Regions from separate parts of the Homo sapiens genome. Here region 1 is linked to region 2. Evidence: chromatin loops called from intact Hi-C (ENCODE). Cell type or tissue: OCI-LY7. All regions are shown on one strand. Links, peaks and the distances in the headings refer to the core of each region. The heading gives the core; the rest is flanking DNA. Region 1 overlaps CNBD2 (cyclic nucleotide binding domain containing 2). Region 2 has its middle 16 kb from the start of EPB41L1.

The links. A loop is a pair of places that touch in the nucleus more often than their neighbours do. Peaks named below come from ENCODE experiments on the same cell type or tissue, not always from the same donor. Only the 100,000 strongest peaks of a DNase experiment are listed, where the experiment ranks them.
Region 1: a loop joins it to region 2, with 10 times the contacts of the local background. A loop is called at or near these places in 106 of 110 quality-filtered maps.

What each region holds. Positions count from the first base shown.
Region 1 is chr20:35,985,784-36,001,447 of GRCh38, forward strand. It overlaps CNBD2 (cyclic nucleotide binding domain containing 2), which reads left to right. Exons shown (of 12, transcript NM_001365709.1): 7 at 1,612-1,750; 8 at 9,255-9,369. Among named protein-coding and RNA genes, the nearest start is that of CNBD2, 25 kb to the left of the region's middle. In OCI-LY7, for the core only: CTCF peaks have their summits at 5,593, 7,137 (motif pointing right), 7,341, 9,406 (motif pointing right) and 2 weaker places; DNase peaks (open chromatin) are centred at 5,598, 7,128 and 9,408.
Region 2 is chr20:36,131,058-36,146,721 of GRCh38, forward strand. It overlaps a transcript of EPB41L1 not described here. Among named protein-coding and RNA genes, the nearest start is that of EPB41L1, 16 kb to the right of the region's middle. RefSeq lists an enhancer at 7,819-7,868 and a silencer at 12,158-12,207. In OCI-LY7, for the core only: CTCF peaks have their summits at 7,788 (motif pointing left), 7,988 and 10,457; DNase peaks (open chromatin) are centred at 5,604, 7,764 and 10,489; H3K4me3 peaks cover 923 bases; H3K27ac peaks cover 2,692 bases.

The DNA.
Region 1 (15,664 bases), core at 4,743-12,742, 140 kb before region 2:
GGCCCAAACTATAATTCTTGATTGCATGGTAATTTCTTTACAGTTTATATACCCCCTCAGACAGTAAGCAGTATGGTGACAGAGACCAGATAGATCTGTCTTTGTCACTACTATAATCCTTATGTTGTCACACTGCCAGACACATGCAGGTGCTCAACAAATAAATATTGAGTAAGGTGAATAACAGGATATAAATAATTACAATCACATGTGAGTCAGAAAGTAAGCACCGTAACTGGGTATCATATTTAAAAGCAGAACTCATACATAGCAAAAGATTTTTGGTTTTTGAATACTTATGTGCATGAAAGGCCACGTAAGGATATGCAAGTGAAATCTCATTTAATTGCTCTTCAGTTATTTGCCTTTATGTAAAAGGAATAAAAATCCAATGAAGTATCTGCACTGGCCCTGAAAATTTGGGCTGTAGGGCTGCACAGCTACAGAGAAGTGTGATGGCCGAGGGGTCTGGTTCCTGTGGCTGGGGCTGAGAGAGGTAGCTTCATCCCCTGGAAAAGTGGGGATTTAGTCCTAAAGGGAGGAGCTGTTTTTTTTTTCCATACTGTGGAAAAATAGGTCTGGCTCCAATCTCAGCTCTTAGGTTACCAGCGATGTGACCCTAGATAGGTCACGCCATTTCTCTGTGTTTTAGCCTCCTGCTCTGTAAAATGGGGATAAGGATACCCTTCTCCCAAGGTCATGGTGAGGATGGAATGGAATGATCATGGGAAGTGTATGGCCCAGTGCTTGGTGCGTGGTAGGTACTTCTTCTATGGTGGCCCTACTTTTCTTCTGGTGTCTTCAGACCTTCGTCCCTGACATGGCACTGAGCGTGTTCACCTCTGGTGCCCTGACCTTAACTCAGTGCGCGCATTGAGGCCTGAGTCACCTTGAGTTAACCTGATTCAATGAACTCAGTCCACCTGAGTCAGTTAAGTTCTGAGCCCTTAACCTGTTGGAGGTGAGAAAATCTGAGATGATTGTTGGCAGCACTTGGAGCAGCATATGAAGGCAGGCAAGCCTGTGAACGTGGTGTTCAAGGTCAGGGGAAGGGGCAGTCACAGTGGGGTGGGTTCACCCACAGGGAGCAACAGGCAGAAAGAGTGGAGTCCAGACATGTCCCACTCTCCAGACCCAGAGCTGAGGATTTGAAGCCAACAGGCCAGGGGGACACAAGGGTTGGATGAGCTGCCCAAAGCAAAGGTAGGGCCAGAACCGCTAAGTTGGGGGACAGAGCAGCTGTGAGCTGGAGTGGGGACTAGCTTCATGAGCCACGGTGGGGAGGGATGGCAGGGCTGGAGGAGGAGAAGATTCTTGGAAGGAGGAGCAGAGGTGAGAAAAGCACAGAGGCTGGATCACCCAGGGGCATCTGAGCAGCAGTAAAGAGGGGAGCTTGGCTGGAGGGGAGGGCCTTGGGAAAAGGAGGAGGGAGCCAAGGTGATAGCAGGTAGGAGAATGGCTACAGGCAAGGCCAGGTAATTGGGCAGGTAGCAGCGAAATCTTCCACCCAGGCATCCTCCACAGGAGAAGAGTATGTGCCCTCTGCAGATTGCTAAGGTCTGGGCACCTTGTGTGATGGAGTTGATGAATTCTAACAGGCTCTTCCCACAGGAAGATGGAGCTGTTTGCATCATGGTCTGATGAGAAGCTCTGGCAGCTGGTAGCCATGGCGAAGATAGAGAGGTTCTCGTATGGGCAGCTGATCTCAAAAGATTTTGGAGAGTCACCCTTCATCATGTTTATCAGCAAGGTGAAAAGTCTGGGGGTTGGGATGAGGGTGAACCTCTGAGGAGCATGCCTAAGATCATGTCCTGTGACCTGATGGTCAGAGTTTGAGCCCTTTTCTGCAACCTGTGCAATTCACTTCCTTCTCAGAGTTTCCATGTCCCAGCTGTAAGAGGCCTGCCTCTCACAGAGCATGGCTAGAGACATTAGATATATGGCTATTGTGTTAGAAAGAGGACCAAGGGATTCTCCCGCCTTGAGCTCCTAAGCATGCTTATTTACATATAGATGCATATTTAAATTATGCATTTGGCTGTTGAATCTTAGTGATGCCAGATCACTTTTAAATTTATTTATTTATTTATTTATTTATTTTGAGACAAGAGTCTCGCTGTTGTCAGCCCAGGCTGGAGTGCAATGGCACAATCTTGGCTCACTGCAACCTCTGCCTCCTGGGTTTCAGCAATTCTTCTGCCTCACCCTCCTGAGTAGCTGAGATTACAGGTGCCTGCCACCATGCCCGGCTAATTTTTGTACTTTTAGTAGAGACGGGGTTTCACCATGTTGGACAGGCTGGTGTCGATCTCCTGACCTCAGGTGATCTGCCTGCCTCGGCCTCCCAAAGTGCTGGGATTACAGGCATGAGCCACCAGGCCCAGCCTATTTATTTTTGAGACAGAGTCTTGCTCACTCTGTGCCCCAAACTGGAGTGCAGTGACGAGATCTTGGCTCACTGCAACCTCTGCCTCCTGGGTTCAAGTGATTCTCCTGCCTCAGCCTCCAGAGTAGCTAGGACTATAGGTATGTGCCACCATGCCTGGCTAATTTTTTTTTGTATTTTTAGTAGAGATGGGGTTTCGTCATACTGGCCAGGCTGGTTTCAAACTCATGGCCTCAAGTGATCTGCCTGCCTCAGCCTCCCAAAGTGCTGGGATTACAGATGTTAGCCACCACACCCAACCTTAAATTATCTTTAAATTGTAAAAGTGATATGACCACATTAGGAAACTTTCTGGAAAAAGGGAAGAAATCATCCATAAACCCATCATCTCAGAGTAGAGTTTCAAAATGGAATTTCTTGGTATCATGATTTTGTTTTGTAAGGCAGACTTTATTCAAAGGGGCCATAGCCATAGGTATAGGGACCACTGCAATGGAGTCTTGCAGCCAGAGACAGAGATTGGACTCAACTCTCAGTATCGTAATTTTTATGGCTCCTGCAACAAATTGCATTCCAAAAGGAGAGCCCCACCTTATCTAGTGTCCAGGATGTACATTTTTGTTGGTGCCATCACAGCTCTGCCAGCCTTGCATGTCATTTTTTCAAAAGTTTTCTAGTTTAATAGGTCGCAATTGCTGCCATACTGAGGATTTGATATTTTTTCTGATTACTAGTGAGATTTATCATGTTTGTTTATGACCTACATTTTATCTTTTGCAAATTGCTTCACGTCCTTTGCCACCTTCTCTGTTGGTTGATAATGAAAAGAAAATCTCCCATTTCTCAAGTGCTTACTGTATGCCAGGTTCTATGTTTCACATGCTTCATCTCATTTTAGTCTCTATAGCCCGGAGGAGGTTAGTATTGTCATTATTCCCATTTTACAGAGGAGGAAACTGAGGCACAGTAAGGTGAAGTGGTTATCCAAGGTCACACAGCTGATGAAGTGCAGAGGCAGGGTTCAACCCAAGTCTCTCTGACTGCAAAGATATTTTCAAGAACTTGGATTTAGGATTTGGGCTGACCTTTCTGTCTGGTTCTTACAGATTAAGCCACCACAGGCATTTGTTGAGTTTTTGCCAAGGTCATGACACATTGGTCCAGGCTCTGGAGGGATACAAAGATGAAAAAGACTGGTTTTCTCTCTTTATAGATCTCCTCCACCAGATTCCACACATAGACAAAGAAAAGTGTCAATGCCAAGTACCAAGTGATTGGTGCAAACTCTGCAAGTTACAAGATTTCAGGAGAGGGAACTCTCTAAAGGCTGGAGGCTTTAAGAAGGGCTTCCTGGAGGAGGTGAGGTGGGAGATGAGCCCTGACATATTGAACCATTAGGCAAAAGGAGGAAGCAAGATTGGTTGTGTGCTGGCACTGGCTTGTACCTGCCTATGAGAGCTGATTGTTAAATTTTCAGGAATTTTGGTAAACATAGTAATTATTACAAATTAGATGCTATAAACCTACAATTAAATAAGTTATATGGAAAATTAGGAGCTGGGCATGGTGGCTGATGCCCATAGTCTTAACGACTCAGGAGACTCATGCAGGAAGATCATTTGAGCCCAGGAGTTTGAAAGCAGCCTGGGCAACATAGCAAGACCCTATCTCTAAGAAAGAAAGACAGATGAGAGAGGGAGAGAGAGAGAGAGAGAGAGAGAAGAGGGGAGGGGAGGGGAGGGGGAAGAAAGGAAGGAAAGAAGAAAGGAAGGAAGGAGCAAGCAAGAGAGAGAAGGAAAGAAAGAAAACAAGGGTAATACATACTGAAAACTCATCATTTCCTACTGATGTTACTGCATTTTTACTAGTTTTTCTCTTCAGGTTACGTCTATTGTGTCTCTATGGTAGAAATACTATGCAATTGTGAGCATCTCTTCCCCACTCCACATTCAGTGACCTCATGTTGGTAGCTTACAATTAGCCATGGTTGGATAATTTATACAATGGAATCAGCAAACACCCTAAGTCAGGTCTTGGTTTAGGGCTTTGCTGATTGTCTTAGGAAAGTGATAAAAGAAAATGCTTATAATGCAGATTAAATTTAAAAGTGGCTTGGGTCTATAGCTGCTACACTGCAAAGAGAATGAAATCGTCTAACAATATTTAAAAGCTATTATTGCTCCGGGCGCCGTGGCTCACACCTGTAATCCTAGCACTTTGGAAGGCTGAGATGGATGGATCACTTGAGGTCAGGAGTTCGAGACTAGCCTGGCCAACATGGTGAAACCTCATGTCTACTAAAAATATAAAAATTAGCTGGACATGGTGGCGCATGCCTAATCCCAGCTACTTGGAGGCTGAGGCAGGAGAATTGCTTGAACCTAGGAGGTGGAGGTTGCAGTGAGCCAATATCTCACCACTGCACTCCAGCCTGGGCAACAGAATGAGACTCCATCTCAAAAAAATAAAATAAATAAAAACAAATAAAAGCTATTATCTGGCTGGGTACAGTGGCTCACGCCTGTAATCTCAACACTTTGGGAGGCCGAGGCGGGTGGATCACTTGAGGCCAGGGGTTTGAGACCAGCCTGGCCAACATGGTAAAACCCCATCTCTACTAAAAATACAAAAACTAGCCAGGCGTGGTGGTGTGCACCTATAGTCCCAGCTACTCAGGAGGCTGAGGCAGGAGAATCACTTAAACCTGGGAGGTGAAGGTTGCAGTGAGCTGAGATCATGCCACTGCTCTCCAGCCTGGGTGACAGAGTCTCAAAAAAAATTAATTTAAAAAAAAAGCTATTATCTCATTCATCATAGAAGTTATACCATTGAACAAATGAAGTTCTGATGTACATAGTGCTAAAGCTAAAAAACATTTCAGTTTAATATAATTTATGTGAGGGTGAGAAATAGAACAGTATATCACAAGTCAGATTTAATAACATTGAATTTATTGGGAAGAGAATGGATTGGGATGCAACTTCATTTGTCCAATCATGTTTGAGTTGCAACTATAAACTGGCCATGGATACAAGATTCAGCCAAAACCCACAAAAGAATTCTGTGAGAGCTGATTGGCTGTATGGAATTTCCTGTATGGTATATTTTATTATTTATAAATTGTGTGTAACACATTCTGTATAACAGGTTTATATGCAGGCATATGTTTTTTAGGAGAGCTGGTTGTTAAACTTACCAGCACCACCAGGGGCGTGGTGTGTGTGTTGTTATTCTCGGCTCAGTCCCAGAGAACAGAATCAAGTCTAGTTAATATAAGTAGCAAAAGATTTATTGCCAGATATCAATTGGCAGTTCCTTCTCCTCCTTGATATTTGCTTCCTCTGTGCTAAAATTTTGAGGTGATCACCTCTGCCATATCTCTCCAAATTTAACTCTAAGCTCTTTGATACTATATAGCCAGAAAAGATGGGGGGATGTGTGGTGAGGGATAGAAATCCTTTACAATATTTTCTTTAATCAGCATAATGATTACATTCTGACTGGCAGAAAGCGGGGGGTGGTTCTTCATCTGTTTTGCCTCCATTGCTTCACCTGTGAAATGGTACCAATCACCCCATAAAGTCTGGTAAGGATGAGAATCAGTTTAGTACATGCTTACTCAGTGAGCATTCCTCCCGCAATCCAGTGCTTCTCAAAGTGCGGTGGCTGGACCAGCAGCACCAGCAGCACTTGGGAACTCATTTCTTCTTCTTTTATTTTTTTTTTTTGAGATGGAGTTTCATTCCTGTCGCCCAGGCTGGAGTGCAATGGCACGATCTTGGCTCACTGCAACCTCCACCTCCTGGGTTCAAGTGATTCTCCTGCCTCAGCCTCCTGAGTAGCTGGGATTACAGGTGCCCGCCACCAGGCCTGGCTAATTTTTGTATTTTTAGTAGAGATGGGATTTCACCATGTTGGCCAGGCTGGTCTCAAACTCCTGACCTCAGGTGTTCCACCCTCCTCGGCCTCCCAAAGTGCTGGGATTACAGGCATGAACCACCGCGCCTGGCGGGGAACTCATTTCAAAATGCAAATTCTCAGGCCCACCCAAGAGCTACTCAATCCAAAACTCTAGGAGGAAGGGCTCAGTGATCTGTGTTTTAACAAGGCTTCCAGGCGATTCCAATGCACACTGATGTAGGAGAACCCCTGACCTAAGGGAGGAATTTTCAAATTTTGGTAAGCATCCAGACATGTAGGGTGCTTCCTGAGGGAGGAATTCTCAAACTTTGGTAAGCATACAAACACATAGGGTGCTTTTTAAAAAGGCAGATTTGCTGTCTCACCCCAGAGATTGATTCATTAACTCTGGAATCTGCATTTGAGCAAGTGCTGTAGGGGATTCTAATGCAGGGGTGCTGAGCCTTCATTCTGAGAAAAATAATGCGGAAGTCACTAAAGGACAGCAAGGTAGGGAGCTCTTGGCCAGAAGATGAATCTGGTTTGTTCCTTACAGTGTTTTATTAAAATCTGATTTAATCATCAATGTGAAGATTTTATATAAAAATTCTGATTTCTGGCTTTTGAGAATTCAGAGGATCAGGCAACAACAAGCCATATTTTGGTACAGCACCCCCTCCCCCACCCCCCGACCCTGGTTGGAAATGAAAAGCACCAGCCCCCTCTAAAGGACTGCTCTTTTCTCTCTTTTTTTTTCCTGCCTGGCCAGCGTTTTTTGAGTGTTCATCTCTGGGAGGGAGATCAAGCTGTCCCGACTCCTGTAGTTTACTCATATTACCACTAGAGGGCAAAATCAGCTGCGGGTGGCTGGACACCCCTGGGACCTCAGAAAGCTAGAGAAGATTTCCTGATGGCATCGAAAACTTAATGCACACTTTCAACTCATTTCTAACAGTTTATCACTGGGGGACACATAGTGGAACTGTTCTCTCCATAGATGCAATTAAAGACCTACTAAATACTTGAGGAAACCGGGCTCATGTTGTTTCTCTGGCACCTGCAGTTCCCCTATAGCTCAAAAAAAAGAAAAAAAAAAGTATGCAGTAAAGATTTCAAATCTAAACTTTACAGCTTCATAAATTTTTATATATGTATACACCTGAGTGATCATTACCCAAATCAAGATAAAAAACATTTCCACTACTCCAGAAGGCTCTCCTGTGCTCCTTCCTAGACAAAATCCCCCCACAAAGCTTAATACTCTTAAGACTTATGTCACCACAGGTTACTTTTGCATGTTTTTGAACTTCATATAAATGGAATCATACAGTGTGTATTCCTTGTTTCTGACTTCTTTTGCTCAACTGAATATTTGTTATTTTTAATTTTATAAATTATGGTGTGCATAGAATAATATGTGACCATTAAACATGATACTATAGAACCATATTGTTTGGCATGAAAAGAGGTATTTGATATATTATTGAGTTTCTTAAAAAGTTACAAGAGTCTGTTTTATGTAAATGAATTCGTTGATGAAAAATTGTAGATATACATCTTATATGTTCATAGAGAAAAGTTTGAAATAATATTCACTAATATGTTACTACTAGTTATTTCTGAGTGTCAGGATTAATGTAGTTTTTATCTCTATGTTTTTATGTCTGGTTTGAATATTTTTAAACTTTCAATTTTGGAATAATTTTAAATTTATAAAAAAATTATAAGAACAGTACAAAGAACTCCTGTAGCTGGAACTACAGGCATGCACCACCATGCCCAGCTAATTCAGCTAATCTTTTTTTTTTTTTTTTTTTTTTTGGAGACAGAATTTCACTCTTCTTGCCCAGGCTGGAGTGCAATGGCATGATCTTGGCTCATGGCAACCTCCGCCTCCTGGGTTCAAGTGATTCGATTCTCCTGCCTCAGCCTCCTGAGTAGCTGGGATTACAGGCATGCGCCACCATGCCCGGCTAATTTTGTTTTTTTTTGTTTGTTTGTTTTGTTTTGTTTGAGCCAGAGTTTTGCTCTTGTTGCCCAGGCTGCAGTGCAATGATGCGATCTTGGCTCACTGCAACCTCTGCCTCCTGGGTTCAAGCGATTCTCCTGCCTCAGCCTCCCGAATAGCTGGGATTACAGGCATGTGCCACCACACCCGGCTAATTTTGTATTTTTAGTAGGGACGGGGTTTATCCATATTGGTCAGGCTGGTCTCGAACTCCCGACCTCAGGTGATCTGCCTGCCTCAGCCTCCCAAAGTGCTAGGATTACAGGCGTGAGCCACAAGGCCGGCTTAATTTTTGTATTTTTAGTAGAGACAAAATAATTTTGTGTTGCCATGTTGGCCAGGCTGGTCTTGAACTCCTGGGCTCAAGTGATCTTCCCACATCAGCCTCCCAAAGTGCTGGGATTACAGTCCGTGAGCCACCGTGCCTGGCTTATATTTAGTTCTTATGCTTCTTCAGTTACTTGAACTTCGTATGGTGAGTAAATAACATTTTCATTTAAAAAAAAAAAAAGAAAAAAAAAAAGCACCAGGCTGGGCGTGGTGGCTCACACCTGTAATCCCAGCACTTTGGGAGGTCGAGGCAGGCAGATTGCTTGAGGTCAGGAGTTCGAGACCAGCCTGGCCAACATGGTGAAACCCCGTCTCTACTAAAAATACAAAAATTAGCCGGGCATGGTGGCACATGTCTATAATCCCAGCTACTCAGGAGGCTGAGGCAGGAGAATCGCTTGAACTCAGGAGGCAGAGGTTGCAGTGAGCCGAGATTGCCCCATTGCTCTCCAGCGTGGGTGACAAAGTGAGACTCCATCTCAAAAAAAAGAAAAAAGAACCTGAAACCACTTGCATTAAGCAAATAAAACAAAATGGGATAAGATGCAATTAAGAGAGATTTTCTTCAAAGCCTGGCCTACCTGGAGCCTTAGGGGTTAACCCTTTTCCTATGTCCCTTGCTGTGTTCAGGGCAGCTGTGAAGTCCTGCGGCTGTTGGACCTTGGGGCCTCCCCTTCCTACCGTAGATGGATCTGGCAGCACCTGGAGCTGATAGATGGCAGACCTCTGAAGACCCACCTGAGTGGTAAGCTGCCTTGGCCTGTCTGACAGCAGGGGGCGCCTGGGCCTGTCCTGTTTCCAGTTCCCAGCACATAGAGCCTTAGAAATCTAGTCAGCCAGCCTGACAGCGTATATCATCTGCACCCTTCTACCAGCGGTGGAAACCCAGTCTGCAAGGCCCTGCCCTCCTTTCCAGCCTTTTTTTTTTATTGAGCCTTTTCCCTTTTGCTGTTTAGGTTCTCCCACGTGACCATCAACTCCTTGCCTCACATATCCCCCACCCTTTTTTTCACCCAGCTCTCTTCTGCTTTTTAAAATTTATTTATTTATTTGTTCATTCTGTCTCTGGATTTGCCTGTGATGGACTTTTCATATAAATAGCATCATACATTATTTGGCTTTTTGCATCTGACTTCCTTCACTGAGCACCATGTTTTCAAGGTCTATTTATGTTGTAGCAGATATCATTTCTTCATTCTGTTTTATGGCTGAATAATATTCTAATGTATGCATATACCACATTTTTTTTGTCCACTTATCAGTTGGTGAACATTTGGATTGTTTTCACTTTTTGGCTGTTTTGAATAATGTTGCTATGAACATTTGTATGCAAGTTTTTGTGTGAACATATTTTTCAGTTCTCTTGGGTATTACCTATATGCCTAGGAGTGGAATTTCTGGGTCATATGGTATCTTAGTCAGTTTTCTATTTCTATAACTGAATATCTGAGACTGGGTAACTTATAAAGAAAAGAAATTTATTTCTTATAGTTCTGGAGGCTAGGGAATCTGAGGTCGAGGGGCTGCATCTGGTGAAGGACTTCTTGCTGGTGGGGACTCTTCAGAGTCCCGGGGCAGCAAAGGGCATCACATGGAGAGGGAGCACTTCTGTCTTTGAGATCTTAGACTACACATTCTTCCTTGAAGAAGTCTTCCTGGTTTCTCATGCTGGACCAGATCTTCCATCCTCTGCTATATGCCATTCTAGTACCCTTCAAGTACCATTCAAGTACTCTTCTGTGTTATATAACCCCACTGAAATCATACAACTGAGTCTGAAATGCTTATTAAACATCTGTTTCCCTTGCTAGAATATAAGCTCTATGAAGGCTTTGCATTCCCAGGGCTTCGTATTATGCCTGGCATCTAGCAGGTGCTCAGAAGTGAATTACAGAGTTAATGGATAAACATATTTTGGCTGCTGTGTGTGGTTTGGACACATCCTAGGCTGTGAATGTATGCGCACTCTCCACAGCCTTATCCCAACTCAGTAACAAGTATGAATAACAGTGATCATTTATTGAATTCTAATTGTATGTTTATTATATTGGGCTTGACTGTTTATACATATTGCATAATTCTCATAATAGCTCTCTTTTTGTTTTTTTTTTTTTTTTGGAGACAGAGTCTCACTCTGTTGCCCAGGCTGGAGTGCAGTGGTGCAGTCTCAGCTCACTGCAACCTCTGCCTCCCAGGTTCAGGCAATTCTCCTGCCTCAGCATCCCGAGCAGCTGGGATTACGGGCACATGCCACCATGCCCGGCCAATTTTTGTTTTTTTAGTACAGATGGGATTTCACTGTGTTGGCCAGGCTGGTCTCGAACTCCTGACCTTAAGTGATCCGACTGCCTCGGCCTCCCAGAGTGTTGGGATTACAGGCATGAGCCACCGCACCTGGCCTAATAACTCTTTAAGAAGGTACGATTGTACCATCTGACACATGAGGAAACTGGCTCATAGGGCAAATAAGTAGCAATGTAGGACTGTAGAGTTGGGATTCTAACCCAGGCACAACTGGTTCCAAAGCCCAGACTTTCTTCTCTTCATAAATATCTCCAGCCTTCTTCATTCTCCATTTCCTGTTGTTGGACATAGACGTTGTCAAGTAGCAGCCTCTAGAACTGGCCAGGGTGATAACCAGGCTTGCTGATTCTAGGGTAGTATTGTTTCCATTCACAGCTCTGTAATGGCATTTTTATTTATTTTTTTCCCCTTCCATCCTCTGCAGATCTTTTTGTGTCACCCACTTGGGTCAAGGACCCCAGCCCTCAACAGATATTTGCAGTGGCTCAGATGTCTTATCTCTTACCTCCTGCTCAGTACTGGCATGCTTCCCCCCACTTCCCTTGAGATTGTAATCTGTGTATCCTGGGGCCTCCTCCCCAAGGATTGCCTTATAGATATAGCAGTCCTCCTGAGATTAGAACTGAGGCCAACACAGGGTGGCGAGGAGAAGGGCGGAAAAAGGAGAGGTTGGAGCTGAACAGAGCTGGGTTTGAGTCCCATTTATTAGCTGGGTAGCTTTGGTGAGTACTCAAAGTCTCTGGGCCTGGTTTCTTCATATCTACCTTGGGTAGTGTCATGGTTAGCAGCATAGGCTTGGAGTCCACTGCTTCTGTTTGAATACAGGGTCCTTCTCTTATTAGTGATGTGATACTGGGCAAGTGGGCCCTATGTCTAAGTGCACCAGTGCCCTCAGAGTCTGTAAAATGTAAATAATGGTCCGTACCTCGTAGGATTGTAATGACATTAAGCAAATTAATATATAAAAACTCTTAGAACACTACCTGGCTGCATAGGCAGATGGCAGATGTTTGTTATCATTACCACAACAGGCTGCTAGGAAGGCAGAGTGAGATGATGTATGCATGAGGCCTTATAAGTACTCAGTAAATGTTTCTTCTCATGTCAATTCTTGTTTGTCACTTTTCCACTGTCAATCCACCAGAGAAAAAGTTGCATCCCACAAATTTTGATATGTTGTATTTTCAATGTTATTCAGTTCAAAATACCTTTAAATTTCTCTTTTGATTTCTTCTTTGACCCATGGAATATTTAGAAGAGTGTTTAGTTTCCAAGCATTTGGGGGATTATCCACCTATCTTTCTGTTACTGATTTCTTTTTTCTTTTTCTTTTTTTTTTTTTTTTTTTGAGAGGGAGTCTCGCTCTGTCACCCAGGCTGGAGTGCAGTGGTACAATCTCAGCTCACTTCATCCTCCACCCCCCAGGTTCGAGCAATTCTCCTGCCTCAGCCTCCCGAGTAGCTGGGATTACAGGCATGCACCACCAAACCCAGCTAATTTTTGTATTTTAGTAGAGATGGGGTTTCAGCATGTTGGCCAGGCTGGGCTTGAACTCCTGACCTCTGGTGATCTGCCTGCCTCGGCCTCCCAAAGTGCTGGGATTATAGGCGTGAGCCACCACGCCTGGCCTCTGTTATTGAATTCTAAGATAACATACTTTATATGATTTGAATCCTCTGAAATGTATTAAAACTTGTTTTATGGTCCAGAATATAGTCTGTCTTGGTAAATGTTTCATTTGCATTTGAAAAAAACTTGCTGTTTTGGGGTGCAGTGTTCTATGAATGTTAAGTAGGTGAAGTTGGTTGATAGTATTGGTCAAGTCATCTGTACCCTTATAACTTTCTGTCTACTTGCTCTATCAATTGTTAATAGAGGCTGGCGTGGTGGTTCACGCGTGTAATCCCAGCACTTTGGGAGGCCAAGGCGGGCAGATCACCTGAGGTCAGGAGTTCGAGACCAGCCTGGCCAACATATAGTGAAACCCTGTCTCTACCAAAATAATACAAAAATTAGCTGGGCATGGTGGCGCATGCCTGTAGTCCCAGCTACTTGGGAAGCTGAGGCAGGAGAATTGCTTGAACCCGGGAGGCAGAGGTTGCAGTAAGCCAAGATCACGCCACTGCACTCCAGTCCGAGCGACAGAGCAAGACTGTGTCTCTCAAAAAAAAAAAAAAAAAAAAAAAAAATTCTTAATAGAGTTGTTAAAATCTCCAGCCATAATTATAGATATATTTTTCTCCTTGTATTTCTGTCTGTTTTGCCTCATATATTTTGAAGCTCTTTTATTATATGCATAGATGTTTGGGATTGAACTCTTAATTATTATGAAATGAACTTATTTGTCCCTGGTAATATTCTTTGCTCTAAAACCTACTTTTTCTGATGTAAATTCAGCCACTTCTTTTGATTTAGTGTAGCTTCCTCTTGATTAGTATTAGTTTGGTATATCTTTTTCCATCCTTTTGTGTTTAACCTATTTGTGTCTTTATATGTAAAAGTGAATTTCTTAAAGGCAGCATATAATTGGATCTTGCTGAAAGACCCAATTTTTATTGAGATGCCTAATCATTGACATTTAATGTTAATATTGATTATGGTTGGATTTGACTCTACCATCTTGCTATTTTTCTTTCTATTTGTCACATCTATTCCCTTTTTCTTCTGTTTTTCCCTGCCTTTTGGATTATGTATTTTGTATAATTCAATCTTATTTTCTTTGTTGGCTTATTAGCTGTTTGTGGTATTATTTTCACAGTTGCTTTATGATCATTGTATATACTTTTAACTTATCACAGTCTACCTTTAAGTGATATTATACCACTTCATGTATAGAATCAGAATCTTACAATGATATATTTCCATTTTCTCCTCCTAGATATTATGCTATTGTGATATATTATACTTTAATGTATATTAAAAACCTTACCATACATGGTTATTACTTTTGCTTTAAACAAGTATCTTCTTTTTTTTTTTTTTTGAGACGGAGTTTTGCTCCTGTTGCCCAGGCTGGAGTGCAATGGCACGATCTCGGCTCACTGCAACCTCCACCTCCTGGGTTCAAGTGATTCTTCTGCCTCAGCCTCCCTAGTAGCTGGGATTATAGGTGCCTGCCACCATGCCCAGCTAATTTTGTGTATTTTTAGTAGAGACAGGGTTTCACTATGTTGGCCAGGCTGGTCTTGAACTCCTGACCTCAGGAAATCCACCTGCCTCAGCCTCCCAAAGTGCTGGGATTACAGGCATCAGCCACCATACCCAGCTTAAACAAGTATCTTTTTTGTATATTTAAAAAATAATAAGAAAAGACTCTTATGTTAACCTACATAGTTACTATTTCTGATGTTCTTTGTTCCTTTGTATAGATCCAGATTTCTACCTAATAACCACTTCCTTCTGCCTGAAGTACTTCCTTTAACATTTCTTGTATTTCAGCTCTGTTAGTGATGAATTATTTCAGCTTTTCTATGTCTGAAAACTATTTTATCTTCATTTTTGAAAGAAATTTTTGCTGGATATAAAATTCTAAGTTGACAGGTTTTTTCTTTCACTACTTTAAAGATGTTGCATTAAAGTCTTTTTTGACTTGCATTGTTTTCAGCAAATCCGTTCATATTTTTATTTATTGTTTTCAACAAGAAGTCCGTTAACATTTTATTTATTTATTTATTTATATTTTTGAGACAGAGTCTCACTCTGTTACGCAGGCTGGAGTGCAATAGTGTAATCTCGGCTCACTGCAACCTCTACCTCCCTGGTTCAAGCGATTACCCTGCCTCAGCCTCCTGAATAGCCGGGACTACAGGCATATGCTACCATACTTGGCTAATTTTTGTATTTGTTGTTGTTGTTGTTGGTTTCTGAGATGGAGTCTTGCTCTTGTCACCCAGGCTGGAGTGCAATGGCACAACCTCGGCTAGCTGCAACTTCCGCCTCCCAGTTTCAAGTATTCTTGTGCCTCAGCCTCACGAGTAGCTGGGATTATAGGCGTCCACCACCACGCCTGGCTAATTTTTTTTTTTTTCATTTGTGTATGAAATTTTTTTTTTTTTTTTTTTTGATCATTCTTGGGTGTTTCTCGCAGAGGGGGATTTGGCAGGGTCATAGGACAATAGTGGAGGGAAGGTCAGCAGATAAGTGAACAAAGGTCTCTGGTTTTCCTAGGCAGAGGACCCTGCGGCCTTCCGCAGTGTTTGTGTCCCTGGGTATTTGAGATTAGGGAGTGGTGATGACTCTTAACGAGCATGCTGCCTTCAAGCATCTGTTTAACAAAGCACATCTTGCACCGCCCTTAATCCATTTAACCCTGAGTGGACACAGCACATGTTTCAGAGAGCACAGGGTTGGGGGTAAGGTCACAGATCAACAGGATAAGAATTTTTCTTAGTACAGAACAAAATGAAAAGACTCCCATGTCTACCTCTTTCTACACAGACACGGCAACCATCCGATTTCTCAATGTTTTCCCCACCTTTCCCCCCTTTCTATTCCACAAAACCGCCATTGTCATCATGGCCCGTTCTCAATGAGCTGTTGGGTACACCTCCCAGACGGGGTGGTGGCCGGGCAGAGGGGCTCCTCACTTCCCAGTAGGGGCGGCCGGGCAGAGGCGCCCCTCACCTCCTGGGCGGGGCGGCTGGCAGGGTGGGGGGCTGACCCCCCCACCTCCCTCCCGGACAGGGCGGCTGGCCGGGCAGAGGGGCTCCTCACTTCCCAGTAGGGGCGGCCGGGCA
Region 2 (15,664 bases), core at 3,162-11,161:
CTCTGCCTCCTGGGTTCAAGTGATTCTCCTGCCTCAGCCTCCCGAGTAGCTGGGGTTACAGGCATGTGCCACCACGCCCAGCTAATTTTGTATTTTTAGTAGAGATGGGGTTTCTCTATGTTGGTCAGGCTGGTCTTGAACTCCTGGCCTCTGGTGATCCGCCCGCCTCGGCCTCCCAAAGTGCTGGGATTTCAGGCATGAGCCACCGCGCCTGGCTAATTTTTGTATTTTTAGTAAAGATGGGGTTTCACCATGTTGGCCAGGCTAGTCTCAAATTCCTGACGTCAGGTGATCCACCCACCTTGGCCTCCCAAAGTGCTGAGATTACAGGTGTGAGCCACCACACCCAGCCTGTTTTTTATTTCTCTTAGGTCTGAAGAGCCTGTTCCTTGTGTGTAGGGACTGCTCCCAACTGTCCTCTGTCCATGCATTCATTCATCCTAAGGCGGGAGGCAGAATAGGGCTGTGGTGTCAGGCTGCCTGGGTTCAAACCAGCCTCCCCTCTTAACCACCTTGTGTCCACTTCCTCAGCTGTAAAGTGAACATCATGACAGGGAGCTACCTCACAGGGTCCCTGTGAGGCTTTCTGTGCATGAAAGCATGGAAGACACTTGAAATACTACGGTAAGCCAGGATGACAATGGTCAGGCCTAGAGAGAGGAAGGGGCTGATCTCTCACCACCTAGTGATGCAGGGGCAGAGCTGAGGCCAGAATCAGGCTTCCTGCCTCCAGTGCTCTCTTTCCCTGATGCCAGGCTACTGCTGTGGATGGTGTGGTTTATGGCGTAGGTGGCCCTCTGTTCAAGAATATGTGGGAGGGGTGGAGGGCCTGGATGGATCTATAAGGTGGGGTCTCTCCCTTTCCTCCCAGAGCCGTCACCTTCTTTCTGGGGTGCTTTCCCCCACAAAGTTATCTCTCTAGGTTAGAGCTTGGGGCCCCAGCTCAGGCCTGTTCCCCAGAGGTATATCCAGGGGACATCTGGCCCCAAGGAATCTCCCTGGCTAGCCCTTGAGGAGGGCGTTTCAGTCTGGAGGGAAAGGTGAGTTCTGAGGACCCCTCCCTAGGTGACTGTGTCAGTTTCCTAATGCTGCCCTAACAAATGACCATATACTTAAAACAACACAAATGGATGACCCTAGACTTCTAGAGGTCAAAATCTGAAAATGGACCTTATGGGGCCGAAGTCAGGGTGTTGGCAGAGCTGCTAGGGGAGGATCCTCACCTGGCCTTTTCCAGCTCTCCAGGCCACCCACATGCCTTGGTTCATGGCCCCTTCTAGTAGCTGGGTCCCTCCCACCTCTGCCTCCGTCATCATATCTCCTCCGATTCCCCCAAATCCCCTTTTGACTTACAAGAACCCCTGTGGTTACATTGAGCCCATTCAGATAATCTAGGACCATTCTCCATCTCAAAACTCTTTACCTAATCACCTGTGCAAGGTCCCTTTTGCCACGTGAGGTAACATATTCACCTGATTCTGGGGATGAAGACATGGACATCTTTGTGGGCGGGGGGGGGGGGCGCATTATTATGCCTGCCACAGCAGCCAGTAGCAAAGATCTCTCTGGATTACTGGACCCCCAGGTCCTGCTGGAATTGTACCACTAGCCTCCAAGATGGAGGGAGGGCTTGGGGGTCCAGGCCTGATATGCTGTGGCCGGGGAGGGGTATGAGAGATTCTGTATGATGGGGGGCCCGGAAGGAAGGCAGTGCACCTGTGATAGTGTGATAAATGTGTTCAGTGAGGCAGACATTGGGAAATGTCACCCCTGGCCTTCAGAGGTAGTCCTGGTAGGTGTGGGACCCACTGTGAGGCACTGCCACAGAAAGCCAAGCAGCACCCGCTCCACACACCACCATCACTGCTGTGTGTGTACACGTGCTTGTGGGTGTGTGCACTCATCTGTGTCTCTGCATGAATACTCTTGGGAGGGCCAAGGAACAACTCTTGAAAAAGGTCCTTTCTGCTCTTGTTCTAAGAAAAATAATTACACAAGTGACTAATTTTATCCCTAATCCCATAATTACTTTATTATGTAGCTGGTGAGAGGGCCCGAGCTGTGCCTTTGGCTCCACTCTGGCTGTTAGCCCAGTTGGCCTGGTCCACCAGCGTTGAGCCCCGCCTTGTTTCTGGCCTGGGACTGCCATGAGGGCAAGATGAGTTCCATTCTGGCTGAGATCCAACTACCCTTTGGTATTTGGGGTCTGAAAAGACCACCATTTCTTCCCACCAAGCCCATGCACAAAGTAAGAGCTTGTGTTTAGGGAATTAAGTCAGTAGATTCAAGAGATCTGGGTTCTAGTTCACCCCTCTCATTAACTTGCTCCCTGACCTTGAGCATGCCATTTCCCTCTGGATCTCAGATCTGTTGTCTGTGATACAGGGCCCTGGCCAGCTTAACACTCCATGATTCCATGAGGAGAAATGGGAAGACTAGAGCTTTGAGACAGAGGTACCTTCTTGCTACCTGCTGAAAACATACCCCAATCATAGCATTAAAGATAATATTAATAGTAGCTGGGCACAGTGGCTCATGCCTATAATCCCAGCACTTTGGGAGGCCGATGCAGGCGTATAGCTTGAGCTCACGAGTTTGAGACCAGCCTGGGCAATATGCAAACCCTGTCTCTACAAAAAATACAAAAATTACCTGGGCGTGGTGGCATGCGCCTCTGTGGTCCCAACTACTCAGGAGGCTGAGGCGGGAGGATCGCTTGAGCCTAGGAGGTTGAGGCTTGCAGTGAGCCGAGATCACGCCACTGCATTCCAGCCTGGGCAACAGAGTGAGACCCTGTCAAAAAAAAAAAAAAAAAAGTAACAATAATATCCATCATTACTTGATAGCAAACCTTGTACCTGATTCTTCATTTATATTTTTCTCATTCTATACTTGGATGACTAGGTGAGGTAGGTTTTACGGAAGAGGAAGCTGAACCAGCAGTTGATAAAGTGACTCACCTGTCATGAAATGGCAGAGGTAGGACTGTAGCCTATGCTCTTAGCCTCTGCCTCCATTGTCTTTTTCTACTGTATAAATAAATGAAGGGCCACTCAGCTAGGAAGTGGCGGGGCTGGGATTTGAACCCAGGTCTGTCTGTCTCCAAAGTTCTTGCCACCTCCCAGAATTAGGCTTCCAGGGGTGATTATACTCTTGAACTTCAAATATGTAAACTTAAGCTTGACACAACAAGAAATAGCGATGGTGAAATAAATTGGAAACTCCAGTAGACCAGAGAGTTGGTAGCCCGAGGTTGTGTTCTAGCTTTGCCACTGGCTCACGCTGTGAACTTAAGCAGATCCCCACTAATCCCTAGGCCTCAGTGTTCCCATGTACACGAGGGGTGGGATTCGATGGTATCCAAAGGCCTTCCTGGTATTGATGGTTTGACATTCTAGGCCATCTGGTCCCAGAAGGTACTGTGGGGCAGGAGACCAGCTCATGGTGGAGACCAAAGGGTGGGTGAGTTGGCAGCCCTAGTTTTTTCTATTACATTTATTCCCACGAGAATAGAGATTGCTTGGACTGTGTCCCACTGAACATTTGCAGAACAACTTACCCAGGCCATGGAGTTGAGAATAAAGAGTGGAGGAGGTAGTTTCCAGGCTGTTCCTGCAAGGTTACTGCCCAGCCTGGGCTATTAGCTCCTCAGGGGTCCAGGTCTGTCATCTACCTTGCTCCAAAGGCTGCATTGGTCTCAGGTAGGCAGAAGCAATGGCTGCACGTCTGTCTGTGGGAGTCTGTGAGGGTGCCTAAGCATAATAAATAAGAACACTATTTTGTGTTTTCTCTGTCTTTTTTTTTTTTTTTTTTTTTTTTTGAACCAGGGTCCCACTCTGTTGCCCAGGCTAGAGTGCAGTGGCTTGATCACGGCCCACTGCATGCAACCTCCACCTCCTGGGTTCAAGTGATTATCCTGCCTCAGCCTCCCGAGTAGCTGGGATTACAGGTGCATGCGACCACATCTGGCTAACTTTTGTATTTTTAGTAGAGACAGGGTTTTGCATGTTGGTCAGGATGGTCTCAAACTCCTGGCCTCAAGTGACCCGACCACCTCGGCCTCCCAAAGTGCTGGGATTACAGGCGTGAGCCACTGCACCCAGCCTACTTTGTATTGTCTATTATCACGGCCTGCAACCCACTTTCCTTGAAATATTACGTTTACTTCTCTTAAAACCATATGAGGTATGTATATGGTCATTCCCATTGTACAGTTGAAGAAACTGAGACTCAAAAGGTTAAGTACTTTCCTTCAGATCACACAATCAGTGAGGGATAGAGGGGGATTTGGGATTCTGCCTCCAGAGCCCACGGTCTTGGCCTTAGGGACTGATACCACATGGGCCGAAGCAATAAGCATGAGGTCAGGAGTCAGCGGGTTTGGAATCCCCCCTCTGCTCACCATCTGTGTTTCCTTGGGCAAGTTACTTTATCTGTCTGGATTTCCGTTTCTCTCTCCATAAAATGGGTATATTAATACCTGCCAGTTGGGATTGATTTAAAGGTCACTGAGATGATGGGAAGTGCAAGTGTCTAGCCTGTGGGCTTTCACCTCTTGCCCCTGCCTCCTTCCTGCTTCCCTCTACATATCTGAGGCTCTGGCCACCCTGGAGGTCTCCCACGCATAGCTCTTAGCTTAGGCCTTTGCACAAGCTGCTCTTCTGCCTGAAAGTTGCTGTCTCTGCCTGTTGTTGTAAAGATAGACTTCCTTCACATCTAGACTTCGATCCTTTACTGTTTCCTTGAGGATTCTGGAAAGGGGAAGGGGTGAGGTAGGTTCTCCCACAGGCCTGTTCAGTGATTATCAGGACAACCCCTCGGTAGGGGCAGAATTGAGGGTAGCAGGTAGGGTCCTGAACACCCTGGAAATATAAATCCCTCCAGAAAATTTCCTCCCTTTATACTTGACAGCTTAGGAAGGGCGTGCATATGAGGTGAGTGTTTCGTCTTTGGATCATTAACCTTCCTATTACTGTGGTCTCACTTTTTCAGTTCCCCCTATTTCTTTGGCATCATCTCATGGCCTTTTACTTTCTTGTTTGGTTTTCTTGCTAGAACTTACAAAAAAATTTTCAAAATTGTGGTAAAATATACAGAACCTAAAATTTACCACCCTGACCACTTGTTTTTTGAGGGAGGGTCTCTCTCTGTTGCCCAGGCTGGAGTGCAGTGGCATGCCCTTGGCTCACTGCAACCTCTGCCTCCCAAGCTCAAGCGATCCTCCCGCCTCAGCCTCCTGAGTAGCTGGGACTACAGGCACATGCAACTGTGCCCGGCTAAGTTTTTTTTTTTTTTTTTTTTTTGGAGAAACAGGGTTTCACCGTGTTGCCCAGGCTGATCTGGAACTCCTGGCCTCAAGTGATCCAACTGCCTCAGCCTCCCACAGTGCTGAGATTATAGGTGTGAGTCACCATGCCTGGTCCATCTTAACCATTTTTAAGTAAGTGTACACTTCAGTAGTGTTGGGTAGGTTCATATTGTGTAACACCATCACTACCACCATCTTCAGAACTTTTAAATCTTTTTTCTTTCTTTTTTTTTTTTTAGAGATGGTGTCTCGCTCTGTTGCCTAGGCCTGAGTACACAGGTGCAATCATAGCTCACTCCATCCTTGAACTCCTGAACTTCAGCAGTCCACCTGCCTCAGCCTCCTGAGTAGCTGGGGCTACAGGTGCATACCGTGGTACCTGACTAATTTTTTTTTTTGTAAAAATGGGGTTCTTCTTTTGTTGCCCAGGCTGGTCTTGAACTCTTGGCTTCAAGTAATCCTCCTGCCCTGGCCTCCCAAAGTAACGGGATTACAGGTGTGAGCCTGAATTTTTTAATTTTTTAAAATTTACTTTTCCACGGCAGAGTATTGTTCTGTTGCCTAGACTGAAGTGCAGTGGCACGATCACTGCAGCCCCAACCTCCCAGGCTCAAATGGTCCTCCCATCTCATCCTCCCAAGTAGCTGGGACTACACATGCATGCCACCATGCCTGGCTAAGTTTTTCTTTTTTTCCTTTTCTTTCCTTTCCTTTTTTTTTTTTTTTTGAGACAGGGTTTCACTCTGTTGCCCAGGCTAGAGTGCAGTGGCTCAATCTCGGTTCACTGCAACCTCTGCCTCCTGGGCTCAAGGGATATTCGCCCCTCAGCCTCCCAAGTAGCTGGGACTACAGGCATATGCACTATCACACCTGGCTAATTTTTTATTTTTTGTAGAGACAGGGTTTCATCATGTTGCCCAGGCTGGTCTCAAACTCCTGACCTCAAGTAATCCGTATGCCTCAGCCTCCCAAAGTGCTGGGACTATAGGCATGAGCCACTGCGCTGGGGCAGCTAATTAAAAAAAATTTTTTTTGGATACAGATTGGGTCTCACTATGTTGCCCAGGCTGGTCTCAAACTCCTGGGTTCAAGTTATCCTCCTGCCTCAGCCTCCCATAGTGCTGAGATTATAGGCATGAGTCACCGCACCCAGCCTGAATACTTTTTTTATGTTTTGAGACTGAGTTCCGCTTTTGTTGCCCAGGCTGGAGTGCAATGGCGCGATCTTGGCTCACGGCAATCTCCGCCTCCTGGGTTCAAGCGATTCTTCTGCCTCAGCCTCCTGAGTAGCTGGGATTACAGGCATGCACCACCGTGCCCGTCTGATTTTGTATTTTTAGTAAAGATGAGTTTTCTCCATCTTGGCCAGGCTGGTCACAAACTCCTGACCTCAGGTGATCTGCCCGCCTCGGCCTCCCAAAGTGCTGGGATTGCAGGCATGAGCCACCATGCCCAGCCAAATTTTTTAATATGAAAAAAGTGAAACTATATCCATTAAACAATAACTCCCATTTCCTCCTCCCCCAACCTGTGGCAGCTGCCATTCTCCTTTCTGTAACTGCAAATTGGACTAGATACCTCAGATAAGTGGAATCATACAGTGTTTGTCTTTTTGTGACTGGCTTTTGTTACTTAGTATAATGTCCTCAAGTTCACCCATGTTGTCATATGTATCAGAATTCCCTTCCTTTCTAAAGCTGAATAATATTCCATTGTATATATGTACAACATTTTGTTTATCCACTCATCTGTCGATGGACACTTGTTGCTTCCACCTCTTGGCTATGTGAATAATGCTGCTATGGCCTTGGCTGTACAGAGATCTCTTTGACACCTTGCTTTCAATTATTTTGGATATAGCCTCAGAAGTGGAATTGCTGGGTTGTATGGTTAGCACTTTTTTTTTTTTTTTTTTTGAGACAAGAGTCTCGCTCTGTCAGCCAGGCTGGAGTGCAGTGGCACGATCTCAGGCTCACTGCAGCCTCTGCCTCCCAGGTTCAAGCAGTTCTCCTGCCTCAGCCTCCCGAGTAGCTGGGATTACAGCTTCTCCACCCCGCCCGCTAATTTTTGCATTTTTAGTAGAGACAGGGTTTCACCATGTTGGCCAGGCTGGTCTCGACTCCCAGCCTCAGGTGATCTGCCCGCCTCAGCCTCCCAAAGTGCTGGGATCACAGGCATGAGCCACCACATCCAGCCAGCACATTTTTTAAAGCCACTATTTATTGCATGCTTAATATGTGCCAGGAACTGGGTTAATGATTTGACATATATTGCCTCACTCAATCCCTGCGTCCACTCTGAGTAGTAGGAAGAATTATCCCCAGTTTGTAGCTGAGAAAATAAAGACTCAGAGAGGTTAAGTTATTTGCTCAAAGTCTCACAGCTAGGAAGCTTTGGAACATGCACTGGAGCTTTGACCTGCCGCCAAAGCCTTGCTTTTAACTATTGTGACATGCTGCCTCCCAGTGGCCTCTCTCTCCACCTGTCTATAGAATTTTCTGCCTCTGTTGTGTCCCATTTTTTTTTTCTCTCTTGCCTTGTGTGTGTTCACTCTCTCTGGAAACTTTGAACAACTTAAGTAAAGGCCCTTTGACTGCCAAGAAGTTTTGTGAGTTGGAAACTTAGAGCGGGAGGCCTGTAATTTGCTTTCTAATCATGGTCCTCTGGATTTATAGCTGCCTGTCTCCCAGTGACTGACAGGCTCTTATTCAGCCTCTTGTGGTGATTGCCTTGTGGATCCACAGAAAGCCGGCCCAAGAGGGCCAGCTTCCTGGGTACAGGGACGCTGTACCCCCAGAGAGGCAGTGTGGGAAGGGAGACGGCCCGGCTAGGCCAACGAGGATTCTCTTGGCTCACTGATTTCCTAGCAACAACAGAGGCAGAAAATTTTACAGAAAGGTGGGAAAAGAAAGGCTATGAAGTAGATTCCAGTACAATTGCCTTTTTCTGATTTTCAAAACTATCAGAGCAAAAATATTCCTAAATTTGTTTCGAGTTTTATAAGTTCAAGCCAGACTTACGGTTTGCATGATAGTCAGTTATCTTTCTGTCATCCTTTAAAAAAAATTTTTTTGTTATGCAAAATTTCAAACATACATAAAAATAAAGAGTATAGTGTAATGCACTTCTGTGAACCCATTGCCTAGGTTTAGCAATGATTAATACATAGAGTCACAGCTTGTCTATCCAATAACACAGAAGTTTAAATTTTTCCTCATTCACAGCACTAGCTCAGCGCTTCAGACCTAGTTGTTGCTCAGTAAATAAATAGATGCTGACTGATTACAAAGCCCTTCCCCTCTCTGGGTCTCAGTTTCCCCATCTGTGCAGTAAAGGGATAGGATTAAGTGCTTTCTTCTTATTATTATTTATTTATTTTTTTTAAGACGGAGTTTCACTCTTGTTGCCCAGGCTGGAGTGCAATGGTACGATCTGGGCTCACCGCAACCTCTGCCTCCTGGGTTCAAGCGATTCTCTTGCCTCAACCTCCTGAGTAGCTGAGATTACAGGCATGTGCCACCATGCCTGGCTAATTTTGTATTTTTAGTAGAGATGGAGTTTCTCCATGTTGGTCAGCTGGTCTCGAACTCCCGACCTCAGGTGATCCGCCCACCTTGGCCTCCCAAAGTGCTGGGATTGCAGGCATGAGCCACCGTGCCCGGCCTAGGTGGTTTTTTTTTGTTGTTGTTGTTTGTTTGTTTGTTTTTGAGACAGAGTCTCGCTCTGTCACCCAGGCTGGAGTGCAGAAGCGCAATCTCTGCTCACTGCAACCTCTGCTTCCCAGATTCAAGTGATTCTTGTGCCTCAGCCTCCTGAGTAGCAGGGACTACAGGTGCGCGCCACCACACCTGGCTACTTTTTGTATGTTTTTTTTTTTTTTTTTTTAGTAGGGATGAGGTTTCGCCATGTTGGCCGTGCTGGTCTTGAACTCCTGGCCTCAAGTGATCCAACCACCTTGGCCTCCCAAAGTGCTGGGATTACAGGCATGAGCCACCGCACCCAACCAGGATTAAGTGCTTTCTAAGAGACATGGTAGTCAAAGTATACACTTGGATGTCAGACACAATTGTTTTTCCATTTATTAGCTAGGTATCTTCAGGCAAGCTGAGTCTCAGTTTTCTCATCTGTAAAGTGGGGATATGACTTCTCAAGGGTGGTTGTAAGCACTGAATAAAGTAGCTGTTTTGTTGCTAATACTTTTATTATTGCTATTTTGAATATTAATATTCTGGTTGGAAGAATCCGTGTATTTCAGAAATGCAAAAATAAAATTGGAATGGACTAGAATTCATGCCCTAGGATTTGGCTTCTTTTTTTGTCCCAGTCAGCAGATAATCAGAAGCCCAAGAAATGAATAGTGCAAGAGGAGGCCCAGAGTGAGGGCCATCCAGGCTGATTTCATCTCCTCTCTTCCCCTGCCCCTGCCGTGTGTGGGTGTCACAGCCCCCACCCCCATGAGAGAGCCCGACTAGCCACCCCCTCCCCTAATGAGACAGGCCCAAGATGGAAGAGCCCACAGGTGGAGAGGGTGGTGCTGCAGGATGTCTCGTTGCTAAGATTTCCGAGGAGGCAGCAAGAGCCTGTTTCCAAAGCTGGGAGGGAATGATGGGCTGATGAGTAGATGTAGGGCATGTGGCCCCAGATGGGGTTTTGTGGGATTCTGGGCAAGGGACAGCAGCTGGGAGAAGGCGCTGGGGGCAGGAGGAGGGTCTTTGTAGAATATGGCCCCTTTCATAGACTGTGGGCTCAGGATTACGTGTTCATTTCTTCCATTTACCTCCTTATCTGTCAATATCAGACCTGCATGTGAATCCTGATTCACTCTATGACCTTTGGCAAGTGTTGTGCTGCTGTACTTGCTGGCCCTCAGTTTTCTCACCAATGGGAGGGCTAAGTGAAACATGTATAATAAAGTGCTCTGTAAAAAGGAAGACAAAGTAGAAATGTGAAGGTTCACTACGACTGTCATCTTTATTATTTTTTTTTTCTTTTACTGTCAGATGAGGGAATGGGACTCTGTTAGGTTTCTATGCATGAATAGGGAGCCCTGGAGGGTACTTCCGCTGTGAGGGCCTGTGTCAGGAGACTGTGGGAATTGGCTAGATGGGCCCCATTAGTGAAACTCCAGGGAACAACTGAAGAGGGCAGCAAAGTTCAAAGCCAGAGAGGCAGCCCAAGGGGGGCTGTGGTTGCTGAAAGGTGGGGGCTCTAGTGAGATTCTAGGAGGGACCTTCAATGGTTCAGGCCAGAAGCTTTGAGAGAGGTGAAGGTAACAGACCTTTCTTATATAAATATGTTTACACATATATACCAGAAAGTAAGCAACAAAACAAGACCCAAATGTACACAAAAGAAATAATTCCACTATCATAAAACAACGTCTGGTAACATGTTTTAAAATATTTCCTGTTTGCTTTTTTCTAGGCATGTACACATACATACATATTTTATAGAAATTGGGGCCAGGCACGGTGGCTCACGCCTATAATCCCAGCACTTTGGGAGGCTGACGTGGACAGATCACTTGAGGTCAGGAGTTCGAGACCAGCCTGGCCAACATGGTGAAACCCTGTCTCTTCTAAAAATACAAAAATTAACCAGGCGTGGTGGCGGGGCACCTGTAATCCCAATTACTCGGGAGGCTGAGGTGGGAGAATTGCTTGAACCCAGGAGGCGGAGGTTGCAGTGAGCCGAGATCATGCCACTGCACTTCAGCCTGGGCAATAGAGCAAAAACTCCATCTCAAAAAAAAAAAAAAAGAAAAGAAAAAAGAACAAAAAACGTATTTTGTAGAAATTGGATCATTTGTTACGTACCATTTTGTCTCTGCTTTTTTACCTGTATTGTGTTAAGAACATGATTATATAGCCACATATAGATCCACAACATTATTTTGTGTGGCTGCGTAGTATTTCAGCATATGTATGTATCACTATTTTTATAACGTAGCCACTATTATTGGACATATATATTAACTCCAATGCTCTACTTTACTCCTGTATACAGTGCTTAGACAAATGTTCTTATAGCCACATCTTTGTGTCATTCATTGTTCCCTAAGGATCCATTCCTAAAAAAGGAATTTCTGCGTTAAACGGTATGCACACTTTTAAGGCTTATCATGTACTTTTTCAACGATGAAAGATGAAACCAGTTGATAGCTGCATTGACACTGTCTGAATCTGCCCAATTTATTGGCGGCTCATTATCTTAATAACCCGGCAGCGGTAGCTTAGTGGGTGGGAGGCTCACTTGCACGGATTGGGCGGAGGGAGGCATCAATAGCCACTCTAAAAGGACTTTGCAAAGAGAGGCCCCTGGGTGGCCTGATGGGGCTGGGTTGGACTGTGTTGAAGGGGCTTACCTGCCCGGGCTGTGCTGTGCTGTGCTGTGTTGGCCCGACTGTATTGGTTATGGGAGGCTGTGCTGGGCAGTTGGGCTGGGTTGGCTGCACTGGCTCAGGCCTGGCAGTCTTGTCCCTGGTGTGATCCTGGGCTCAGCCTGGTGTGATCAGCGTAGTCACCAATCCAAGACATTCATTCTAGAAGCTGGCATGGCCTCCGTGGCCATGCTGACAGACTTGTCCATTCACGTAGTGGAGAGTGATTCATCAGAGCTGGTGGTGGCAGCAGTAACTCTGACAGAGTGGAACTGCTCTCACCATCCTGTCACTTGGCCTCTAAAAATAACTCCTGCCGGTTCCGAGTGACCGCACCGCCAGGTGTCTGGAGGTGCAGTCCTGTGGTTGTGGCTATGTGAGGGAGGGTGTGTTTGTGTGTGTGTGTGTGTGTGTGTGTGTGTGTGTGTGTGTGTGTGTTGGGGATAGAGGTGCCATCTGGGGGCCTCTTGATTGGTTGACCTCTGAGCCAGGGCTTTGGGGTGGGAGTATGAGAGGCAGACCAGGCTCGCTCTTTTCTACCCTCTCATAGCTGGGGACAGAGACAGCTAGTGGGGGTAGCAGTATTTTTCAGGACTGTGTGCTCACTCCCTGCTGAAAAAGGGCAGAGAGAGTGGAATGGAGAGGGTGACTTCAGAGGCAATATGACAAGGGTGAGGCAGGCTCTGGGGAAGCACAGCATTTAGCCAATCAACATCTATGTCCCACAAAAGCCCACATAAAAGCTCATCGTCTTAGTGAAGTCTTTAATGTAGGGTTCCTTTAAATTAGATACAAAATACAAAATACACACATATACAGCTAATTTCTTATCGTGGCTGATTAGAGATCATCTAGCCCAAGTCTTAACCAAGGGGATTATCTATCTATCACTCAGGGGGTGATCTATGCATGGGCTTCATGAGCTCTCTTGATACCTGAAAGATGATAAAGGTAGGTATGTGTGTGTGTGAGTGTGACTTTGTGTGTGTGTATGTGTGTGCAGGTGCATACCCATGTACATTTTTCTAGGAGAAGCTCTGCAGTTTTCATTGCATTTTCAAAGGAAATCAGGACCGATAAAAGGTTTTCTTTTTCTTTTTCTTTTTTTTTCTTTTTTCTTTTTTTTGAGACAGTGTCTCGCTCTGTTGCCCAGGCTGGAGTGCAGTGGCGCGATTTTGGCTCACTGCAACCTCTGCCTCCCGGGTTCAAGTGATTCTCCTGCCTCAGCCTCCCAAGTAGCTGGGACTACAGGCGCACGCCACCATCCCTGGCTAATTTTTGTATTTTTAGTAGAGATGGGGTTTCACCATGTTGGCCAGGCTAGTCTCAAACTCCTGACCTCAGGTGATCTGCCCGCCTCGGCCTCCCAGAGTGTAAGAATTACAGGCGTCAGCCACTGCGCCCAGCCCCCTAAAAGGTTTAGAACTGCGCTAGTCCAACCCCCTCATATTACAGGTAAGGAAATTGAATTCAGAGAGGAAAATGACTGCCCAAGATCTCACAGCAAAGGTCAAATCAAGGTTTCTTGATGCCCAGCCCAGCGCCCTCTGCCACACAGGACGCCACCCTCCCCTGCCTGGTTCCTTGAGCCAGGGTCTAGCTACCTACAGTAGGCAGGATCACAGTACCATTTTCCATACCCTCTTGGCTGGCATGGATCCAACTGAACAGGCTTGAGGCTTTCAATCACAGTGGGCAGCTGAGCCCTCACCTCCAGACCTTCCCACTCCCAGGGGAAAACCCATGGGGCATCTCCTGACTCATTCCTTTAGAGGGCATCTTTGCCCAGGACAGTTAAATCTGTCTGTTGACATTCTTATCCTGGTGGGACACTCTCTGATACAGGAAGTGCCTCTGCCTTGTGGGAAAGGAACTGACCCTCGGGTCCTGGAGGACAGGAAATAGAATGGCTGAGTGGGCCTGGGAATATTATATGATGGAAAGGCAGGAGGTCATAGCTAGTGGCAAGAGACAGATGCTGTCTCATTGTATATGGGAGGAATTAAACTGCCATAGGAGTGAATAATAGGACTGATAAGTAACATTTATTGAATACTTACTATAAGTTAGACACTCTTCTAAGATATTTACATGTATTAGCTCCATTAATCCTTATAATAACTCCATATGGTTATTATAAGGAAACTGAGGCACAAATAGATTAAGCACATCTAGGAAACAACTGAGCCAGGATATGAAGTCAGGTCCTCTGACTCCAGAGTATACATCACTCTGGAGCCAAAGTGTAGGCTCCTAGCCTCTATGCTGGCAGACCTGAAACTCCAGTGTGCGTTAGAATCACAGGAGGGCTGATGAAAGCACTGTTGCTGTTCCAAACCTCCTAGTTTCTGACTCAGTAGGTCTGTGTGGGGCCTGAGGATTTGTGTACTTAAGAGTTCCCAGATAAGGCTGGGTGCGGTGGATCACGAGGTCAGGAGTTCAAGACCAGCCTGGACAAGATGATGAAACCCCCGTCTCTACTAAAAATACAAAAAAATTAGCCGGTTGTGGTGGTGGGTGCCTGTAATCCCAGCTACTTGGGAGGCTGAGGCGGAGAATTGCTTGAACCTGGGAGGTGAAGGTTGCAGTGAGCTGAGATTGCGATCACACCACTGCACTCCAGCCTGGGCGACAGAGGGAGACTCCATCTCAAAAAAAAAAAAAAAAAAAGAGTTCCCAGATATTGCTGGTGTTCCAGGGACCACACTTTAGAATCATCCCTGTTTCCTGATAGGAAGAGATGAACAGAGGGAAAAGAAGTGGTGACTGATCTCACCTGGATTATTGCAATGTCCCACTGTGGTTCCAGGCTTCTCCTTCACTCCGGTCACTGAGTCTTCACCAGGAGCAAATTAATTTTCCTAAAGCCCAGCTCTAATTATGCCTCTGCTCAAAGCTCTCTGGATCCTCTGACACTATCCACCATTGCTGTCCACTAGAAATGTCTGTAGTGATGAAATGTTCTACATCTGCACCGTCCAGTATGGTAACCACTAACCACATGTGGCTATGAGTTTTACATTTTGTTCCATTAAATTTAAATTTAAATAATCACATTTGGCCAGTTGCTAGACAGTGCAGTGCACTTGGTTTGTCATTCAAGGCTCTGCTTGGCACCAGCTCCTTTCTATCTCCTCAGGGATAGCCTCAACCCTCAGTATCCCAGGCTCCAGGTCATATGCAGCGTTTCCTGATTCTACCTTGTAATTCCCAGCACTATGGCTTGTGTTATGCTCTCTCCTCAGTCTACATTGTCCTTCTGCCCTGCCTTTAATGCCCAACCCACATATGACCTCTTCCTCGAAACCTCCTTTGACACCTGCTGCTCTCTAATCTTTTTCTCCTCTGAACTCCCCAACACTCTGTCCTCTTCTTACAACCTTTAGTGCTTTCTGTTTTACATTGCAGTTGGCTGGTGTGGGTACTTTCTCTTACTAAACTGTGAGCTTTTGGAGGATGTGACTGTTTTCTGTAGAGAGCTCTTGCTTCCTACTGTAGGTCCCTCCAGGTACACAGAGGAGTTCGACAAATCCCACAAACCTTTGTACTGGCACACTGGGGATACAGAGATCGGTACCATAACTTCCCTGTCCTCAAGCTGCTCACAGGCTTCTACGAGAGTCTGATTCATGCCCAGAGAACCACTGAAGCCAATGGTTATTTTAGGCAGGGAGATAAAAGCCACAGAGGGCCCAGTTGGCGAGGGGAGTCCGGCAGGAGCTGCCTAAGCAGAAGGCTGTGTTTACATACACAGACGACTTCTCTGCCCAGCCTGGCCTAGTGTGGGGAGATGGGAACATTCAGGCGTCACTGCCTGGCTGCCTTGTGAAGTTGCGGATTAACCAGTGATGCAGCGGCTGGTCTAGCCGTCTGGTCCCTGCAGATGGATGGATGAAGAGAGGACTGAAAAGACAGCAGAGCAGTGCCAGCTTCTGGAAGTGAAGTGCTGGCTGGGTGGAGTGGGCACCTGGGCTGGG